Linked DNA regions of Homo sapiens: region 2 is linked to region 1. A link is a contact called in ENCODE Hi-C data. All regions are on one chromosome and are shown on one strand. The core of a region is the stretch at or near the end of the contact, and the rest is flanking DNA. Distances in the headings are between cores, read along the strand shown.

What was found. Hi-C counts contacts between places; a loop is a spot of excess contacts on that map. Pooled maps may share reads with other maps.
Region 2: a pooled map shows a loop between it and region 1 (4-fold over the local background). The contact joins two enhancer-like sites. A Hi-C loop is called at or near these places in 4 of 37 single-sample maps with no recorded cell type and 2 of 50 pooled maps.

The regions. Positions count from the first base shown.
Region 1 is chr7:50,354,821-50,359,087 of GRCh38, reverse strand. The region is part of intron 3 of IKZF1 (IKAROS family zinc finger 1); the gene reads right to left. Among named protein-coding and RNA genes, the nearest start is that of IKZF1, 52 kb to the right of the region's middle. Within about 2 kb of position 2,472, at least 9 of the 41 ENCODE cell types and tissues checked have a DNase peak (open chromatin) inside an H3K27ac peak, as active enhancers do.
Region 2 is chr7:50,591,188-50,595,454 of GRCh38, reverse strand. It overlaps GRB10 (growth factor receptor bound protein 10), which reads left to right. Exons shown (of 19, transcript NM_001350814.2): 18 at 1-18; 19 at 2,357-4,267. The coding sequence ends at 2,503. Among named protein-coding and RNA genes, the nearest start is that of DDC, 28 kb to the right of the region's middle. Within about 2 kb of position 2,335, at least 2 of the 41 ENCODE cell types and tissues checked have a DNase peak (open chromatin) inside an H3K27ac peak, as active enhancers do.

The DNA of each region.
Region 1 (4,267 bases), core at 1,223-3,722:
GGGTTTTACCATATTGCCTAGGTTGGTCTGAAACTCCTGAGCACACATGATCCTTCCACCTCAGTCTCTCAAAGTGCTGGGATTACACGTGTGAGCTACCGCACTTGGCCATAATTCTGTATCTTGATAAGAAACTCACAAGTGGCTGTGAGAAGACATAAGGAAGGAGATGTGGCTACTTTAAGCCGTTTAACGTTTCATGTAAACTTATGTCTAACCAGGGAAAAAAAACTCCAAGGACTTTGTAATATATAGTTCTCTTAAGAAACTCTTTAAGGCTTTTTTTTTCTTTTTCTTCTTTCCCTTCTCTCTTCCTCCACCTCTCCATGGTCGTCTCACTATTTCCTAAAAAGCCCCGTGCTGTATAAATGCTAGGCATATGTTATTTTATTTAGCCCTTACAATAAAGCCTTGGCTTGTGAGTGATCAGCATTGGCTGCAGCACCCTGCCTCCAACCACCTGAAGGTGTTTACAGACGGCCTCTGCCTCTGAGTAGCTCTGGAGTCCGAGCCATGCACAGGACATCACCAAGCCTCAGCTTCCTCACGTATGAAACCAAAGAAAACGCCAGCCTCATGTCACCATACAGCTGGAGAGTCACAGAGCAAAGGTGCCAGGTCCCCGCCATTAGCTGGCGCTCAGGAAATGCTGGCTGCCCCTCTCCTGCCCCGTCCCACAGCCTTCACGCGAGATTGGCCCACTACTCACACACCTCTGGCTTCCTGGCACTTCTGTCAAAACCTCACATCTCTTAGGAAGAAACTTCAAATGTCATGTTTTTTCCTAGTAGATATCAGCTGTTTCTTAGGATGAGAGTGTCTCAAAAAGTCCTGTCCTTCACATCAACAACACTTCTTCGAAGTAAGGGGGGTTCCTCCCTTTCTTTCCCATCTTTCTAGTTTTATGATTCAACAACCATTTACCAGGAAATATCTGGAAACGACTAATTTGGGTCACACACTCTTCCCATTTACAAATCGAACAACTAAGAGCGTGTAACATGTAAGTCAAGTCATTTACCTGGTTCCACAGCTGTTGCCATGTGACTCCAGGGGCTTGCAACCAGGTGAAGGTGCTATGCTATGTCCTTCCTAGACATTAACTTTGTTAACCCTTGAAGCAGCCCTGTGAGAAAAATATCACCCCCGCTTTACAAATGAGAGAAACTCCGACTCCAGATGGTCACCCGACCTGCCTAAGACCAGGTAAGACAGTAGAAAAGAAAAGTGGAGGCCAAATTCGAGGCACTCCAAAGCCCATTTCTTAACTCGTTGCCTCCCTCCCACTCCGTGTGTCCTGAGCTAACTTCTCCAAGTCTTCGCGTCCTAGCTGTTAATGAGTTTATGAAATGAGGCCCTCTGAATAGCCCACACTACACATCAGGGAGGACCATCTCCAACTTGGGCATTCCACAGATGTGTGTGCAAACCCCGAGGGAGTCTCCAGAGAAATTATAGAGGGAAAATCCAAGATCTGTCCAGGGATGTTGCAATTTATAAACAGCAGGAGGAAGATGCACCGAAACTCACGTGCCACGGTGCACAGCAGCCCTGGGTACTGGGAAGCAGCACATGTTCTTAGGAAGACTAAGCCATGCCAACTGGAGGGAGGGGTGGCAGGGGGGTTGTGAGAAGTCACAGAAGGGTGACATTCAAAATGAGAAGCAGGAAGAGGGAATCTCAACAAGTGGAGGTGGGGGGCTACAGCAGGGTCAGCAGTGGACTTGGCGGTGGGGGGGTGGTGGGGTGGTGGCTGGCTCAGAGAATCATGGGGACAGTCATGCCCAGGATGCAGGGCCTGGTTCCAGAGGCCTTGGAAGCTGAGATGAAGTCCCCAGGCAACAGGAACTGTGAGAGGTCCCTGCTTGTGGGGGTCCTGTGGTGGGAGGTGGTTTAAGGGAACTGGTCTGGGGTTGGGATGGAGATGCCTAGAAGAAGGAGTCGGTTATAACACTCCACAGGCAGAGAGAGAGAAGTGGGAGACCACCAGGGTGGGCTGGGGAAGTAGGAGGATCACAAGTGGAATCACACACCCATGGCCCTCCGAAGCCCGGTGAGTCGGCAGTCAGGGGTGCAGTCATCCTGCTCTCGGTTACTCTAGGTTTTAGAGCACCACCAGCCCAGCGACCACGAGACCCCAGCTTCCAGAAGACCGGACAGTCGGGCCTTCTGCCACCCCGTGATCTTCCGCCCTTCCCTCCATATCCAGAGACACCGTCCCACCCTGGTCTCCAGGAGGTAGGGCCCAAGCACAGCGATTGTGACACTGTGCTTGTGTGTCATCTTGTAACTGGGTTTCCACATCCTCCTGGCTATATTGTAAAAGCCCTAGAAGAGGAACAAGAGCAAATAATGAAATATAGGAATGCAGGAAAAGAGGAAGCCGCCGCGAGATACCAGCCCAACCGAAATACAAAGAATTATGGAGAAGTGACAGAAAGGGAAGTAAGAGTAAGGAATTGCATTGAGTAGCTTAGCAGAGTGCGTGCGCACACACACAGACAAAGCCATGCACACGCACAGACACACAGCCGTGCACACACAGACACACCCCACAGACACACATGTACACACAGACACACACAGAAACACAGGCACAAAGACACACTCACACACTCTCACAAATTCACACACACACAGCCTTTCTTGGGTCTAAATTAAACTGCTAGAAGAGTATGAGCTCATAGTTGTCAGCCTTGGAGGGACAGTAACAAGTTCACTCTATGGTCCAGATGGCTGAGAGAGATCATCCAAGTGCGCTGGCTCCAGACCATCTGTCCCCACAGGGTACTAGATCCAGAAGTTCCTGATAGTTCTAGAAGGCCATTCTGTTATTTTTCTTTTGTATTTAAAAAGCCAGAGTTAAAATATGGTAAAACTTCCTTACATTATAATCAAAAACTTAATTTTAGGGCTGAGACGCAAAGTGGACTAATGGAAAAGAAAACATAAATCTATCGGGGTAGATGCGTTTAGGGACCCCCACATCATTTTTTAAGCGAGGAAAACAGGCAAGGAGAGAAAAGCCTGAAACTGAGGGAAAATGAGAACAACACAGTGAATTAACCCATCTGTGGCATTTTCTGTTCGTGGAGATAACCAGTGGCAGAGCTCTGAGTCAAAGACATCCCCACTGAAGGAGCGTGGAAGTTGCTGAGAAAAAGTCCTTATCTAGCATTTTCACAGGCATGTGGCAGGAGGGGCAGGACAGCCGGGAGGCCTCCAGCCTGCTCTGCTCACTGTGGCCTCGGAGTTCACAGGGAACGCTGCCTCCCTAGGGCAGGTTTTTAAATGAATGCACCGCTTTCCCTCTTCCTTATTTTCCAAGAGAAACACTGGCTAGCCCCAGAACTCTCATTGTTCTTAGAGGAAACTGCTGAATATCTGTTGGAATTAAAATTTGACTGGGACTTTCTGAGGACTGTTTCTTTCCATTTATTTATTTATTTATTTATTTATTTATTTATTCGCAAGCTAACACATTAAACTTTGGAGTGAATTAAGAGAGACTGCAGATTCAGTAAAATTTGGACAAGAGCATTGGCCACAGCCTCTTAGCACGCAGCCCAGTGGGCACAGGGTTTCCAGTGGATGGTGTGGCCCTGCAGAGCGGGGCACACCTAGCCAGGACTCTCTTGTGCTCTCGCCTCCCATCCGGCGGCCAGGCCTCAAGGCGGGCGTTGGCCGGTACCCCAACCCATCCTTATACATGACACTGACTGCTCTCAACCCCTCAATAGCTCACTGATAATGATGACCACTCTGCAATCCAGCTGGCTAGGCAGGATCATCCGAGTGCACCCAGGACCATCTGCTCTCACAGGGTACTAAATCCAGAACTTCCTGATAGTTCTAGAAGGCCATTCACAGGTGCCCTTCCCCATGTGAATTTCCGCCTGTTGGGAAGCAGAGCTCACACATCTCAGTCATTTGCCTGCAGAATGGAGGAGGCTTCTCAAGATTTGCCTGATGGAGACTGAGGCCACTGGGGAGAGAGGCATGAGGCTGGTCATCTCCACCTTCCCCCAAGACCCAGGCCTGTCCCCCTCCTCACCTGAGGACTCTGCCTCAGAAGCTTCCTATGGGAATCTCCTGAACAGGTGTCACAAAAGGCATTGCCACGCATTATGTATTGTTCCTACCCAAAGTGACGTTTTTGACGCTGAAGCATAGTACTGATGCTGTCCAAATGCATCACTGAAATCCTACGCTTGAGTATCTTCCCTTCTAGATAAACTTCAGGGCATTCAACAAGCTGGAGGGGAGG
Region 2 (4,267 bases), core at 1,086-3,585, 240 kb before region 1:
AATTTCCAGATCTTACCTGTAAGTATTGATGTTCTCAGACCAGTCCTTGTGGTTTGTTTTCTGGTTTCATTCTTAATGCAATTTTCAAGTTATAAACCGACAAGACCGGTAAGTATCAGACAGTTTCAAGGCTGCAGTTAAGAAACTTTCAAGAATTTCTTTACAGGTTTGTCTTTTGAAATTAGAAAAACATTTCCCTGGAAATAATCCTGAAAGTGGTGATAGGGTGTTGAGGCCCCCCTTGAGCCTGTGAGCTCTTGGTTGCAGCAGAAAGGGTACTGATGGGGAGGATCAAGGTCGCAGGAAGGGGAGGTGGAGGAGAATTAGCTGAGGGCCCACAGCTGAAAGGGTACTGATGGGAAGGATCAAGGTCACAGGAAGGGGAGGTGGAGGAGAATTAGCTGAGGTCGCAGCAGCTGTGAGCACGTGGGTCTGGAAGGCAGGAGTTGTGCAGCAGGATTGCCTGTTGGCTGCTGGAGTCTGAGGAGTCTTGTAATTTGTCCTGGTGTACACCAGGGCTATCCAAGAAGCGTTAAGTGGCCTCCCAAAGAGTAATTTTGTTTCTCCTTCCACATGGTCCTTGGATCTAAAGACCATTCTCCCTTTGAACAATTCCAAAAACTTCATTACAGAATACATTAATCAACACTACTTTTTTTGACAAAGCACTTTATGTTTGATTCGCCTGATGTTTACCTCTCACTTCAGTATGCCACAGTTCAATTCTAGTTCATGATTAGAGTGCTAGATCAGCGCCTACAAGAATTCAGTTTAGTTGAGAATACAATACACAAAATTAATAGCAGCTGTTTACATGCTGAATTGATAAATTCTGCAGGTAATGATAATGTTTGTGAAATGCATCCTGTGGAACCCAAACTCTACCAAAAGAGGCTGGCTGGACAGTTTCCTCTCAGAGATTCAATCTGCATGTCAGCAAAGAAAAAGCTCTGAGAAGGCTTAAATTAACTAAACTCACCTGTTTTACACAGTTGAACCTGGAGTTCTTCAGGCTTATCTGACCCCCAGGACTTTGTTATGATCTCAAGAATCGTGTAGTGACTGGCAGCCATGGACCATACAGGATGAGGAGGGTGTCTTGCTTAGCTTTTGTGAGCCAGGGGAAGGCAGTGTGCCACGCACTGTCTTTTCTGTGGCTGCTTGCTTCCTGCTGTGTGCTGACATCCCCACCTTACTCGTGAGGAAAATGAGGCTCATGGCTGTCAGTGGCTTTTCCTGCACCGCACTGGGGTGAGGAACAGAATCTGGGGTTGAGCCCAGCCTTCCCAGCTTCCAGCCAACCTTATATGCAAATACAGGAATTACTGTCCTAGGGAAAGTGCTGCATAGACAATCCTTTTTGTTCTTCTACTGCATTATATTATTCACACAGTTATAATTCTTTTAGCTCAAAATATAAAATGAAAAGTGATTGACATTTTAGGCTGGATGAGTAAATTAAAAAAAAAAAAGAAAGAAAGGGGGCTTTCGTGGTAGGCAGAGTGTGTAATGCCCAAATCCTACAAGTAACAAAAGAACAGCAACTTGGGACTTAGGGCATTAGGTGTGCAGCCTCTGTGTGTGAAAACTGGCTGTGGGATGTGCTGTTAGCTCTAGCAATGGTTTTAGAGTTACGAAGTGGTTCCAAGCTCATTAATTAGCCAAGCCTTAAGGCTGACCTATTCCCTGTGAACAACACGACCTCCTTTCAGCAGTGTTTTGCACTGTACTACAGTCATCCAACTGAAAACTCACTGAGTTAAAATAGGTGTTAGGAATATGATTCTCTCTGGGAGATACTGTGGCATTCCCCTGCTTTAATAAAAATAACTGCCCCATATTCAGGGACCTAGGAACGGAATTTACCTGCGTGAGCTTATTAATCCCTCATAGCCACCCAACAGTTGCTTCATCATGGAGCAGAGTAAACCCCTGGGGCCTCAGGAGTTGGCTGAGGTCGTATAGTGAGGACCCAGGTTTGTGCAGTCTTCTCGGGGCATGCTGTGTGCAGTGGGTACTTACAAGTTAACTGGTAAATGTAATTCTCATGAGCTGGGTGAACTGGGGGCAACTTCGAGCCCTTCCCCTTGACCACCTTAGGGAGCAGGGGAGCTAGCTGTCCTCAGCAGCCTCCGCAGCCCACCCAAAGTCTGTCCCTCGCTCAGGGACATGGCAGCCCCCAGCACACATCCTCTGCTCCCGTCTTTCCCGCCCCTGGTGTTTTCTAGCCTACCTTGCCCTGTGTGTCCCTCTGGAATCAAATCATGGGCAGATGTAGCTGCTGCTGGCCGTGGGCCCCGTTCTGTTCCCTGAGGTGGCAGCCTCTAACCTGGCAAGTGTTCTTGTGTCTCTCCAGTGCGAGGACGACGGGCAGACGTTCTTCAGCCTAGATGACGGGAACACCAAATTCTCTGACCTGATCCAGCTGGTTGACTTTTACCAGCTGAACAAAGGAGTCCTGCCTTGCAAACTCAAGCACCACTGCATCCGAGTGGCCTTATGACCGCAGATGTCCTCTCGGCTGAAGACTGGAGGAAGTGAACACTGGAGTGAAGAAGCGGTCTGTGCGTTGGTGAAGAACACACATCGATTCTGCACCTGGGGACCCAGAGCGAGATGGGTTTGTTCGGTGCCAGCCGACCAAGATTGACTAGTTTGTTGGACTTAAACGACGATTTGCTGCTGTGAACCCAGCAGGGTCGCCTCCCTCTGCATCGGCCAAATTGGGGAGGGCATGGAAGATCCAGCGGAAAGTTGAAAATAAACTGGAATGATCATCTTGGCTTGGGCCGCTTAGGAACAAGAACCGGAGAGAAGTGATTGGAAATGAACTCTTGCCCTGGAATAATCTTGACAATTAAAACTGATATGTTTACTTTTTTTGTATTGATCACTTTTTTGCACTCCTTCTTTGTTTTCAATATTGTATTCAGCCTATTGTAGGAGGGGGATGTGGCGTTTCAACTCATATAATACAGAAAGAGTTTTGAATGGGCAGATTTCAAACTGAATATGGGTCCCCAAATGTTCCCAGAGGGTCCTCCACACCCTCTGCCGACTACCACGGTGTGGATTCAGCTCCCAAATGACAAACCCAGCCCTTCCCAGTATACTTGAAAAGCTTTCTTGTTAAAATAAAAGGTGTCACTGTGGTAGGCATTTGGCATATTTTGTGGACTCAGTCAAGCAACCACAGTCTGTTAATCATTTCTCTATGCTCAGATGTCAGATCCTCTTGTTATTAGTGTGTCTTGTTCTGCACAGTGCAGGAGACTTTATTCCTTTGGAAAATTCACTGTTCCACAAACAGCAGGCTGAATGGCCTCGCCTCTAGATTGACGTGGGCCAGCCTCCTTGAGACACACCTGGCACCCGTCATCGGCCAGCGGTGGATGCTGCATAATCCACCTGGGTACTTCAGCCTTGCGTTTCCACAGCCTTCAGCCTGTTCTAGAACGATCACTGCCTTACCCCTGCTGCTGCAGTGGTGTGAGTCGTTTCACGGCTGATGTCCCTCGGGGGATTAAAGGATCTAAAGAGAAAATGGCACCTGGTTGTCTTCGTGCTGTGTCTCATGGGTTTCCATAGTGATAAAGACAAGGAAACGCTGCAGGGGCCACAGGCACAGGCTGATATTTAAAGATCTTTGCTTGCAGCCCTCCGTCCTGCTGAAAACCCCCATAAGCCAGTGAACACAGAGCAGCTAGAGGCTCCTCCTCTGCTGGCTTAGGGTCAGAAGTACCTCACAGTGGTTGTGGACATGGAAGAGTTTTGTCAACACAACACTTTGTCCCCGCTCCGGGAGATGAGTCAGATGGTGGCTTGAGTTGTCACTTGGTCCCCTCCGCCCCTCGGGTGGCCCCCTTTGCCACGTCCCCTTAGCTTAGTGATCAGGTGTGAGAGTGGCCATTTCCTTACCTTTGATCCCTGTAAAGCAGAAAGGACTCCTTTGACAGGCGACAAACTACTGTGGTGAGCAGAATGATTTCCTTTTTCAAGACAACACCTGCCTGGCTTCTATTAATGTGTGCTGGCCATGATATTGCCCCAAATCCGCCCCACTGAAGTGTTCCCTAAGGAACAGCATTTCTCTGCTCCTCAGTCAACCCCCGTAGCCTAGAGCAGTGTCACAAGCTTCAGTAAGGCCAGTCAGCTGGAAGTCAGTCTACCGTATAGTAACACTGTATGTCAGTCTACAGACCACACTCTAGTTGTTTTCCATGAAAGGTATACAAATGAAGAATTTTCTAGCAAAACATGTTTTTAA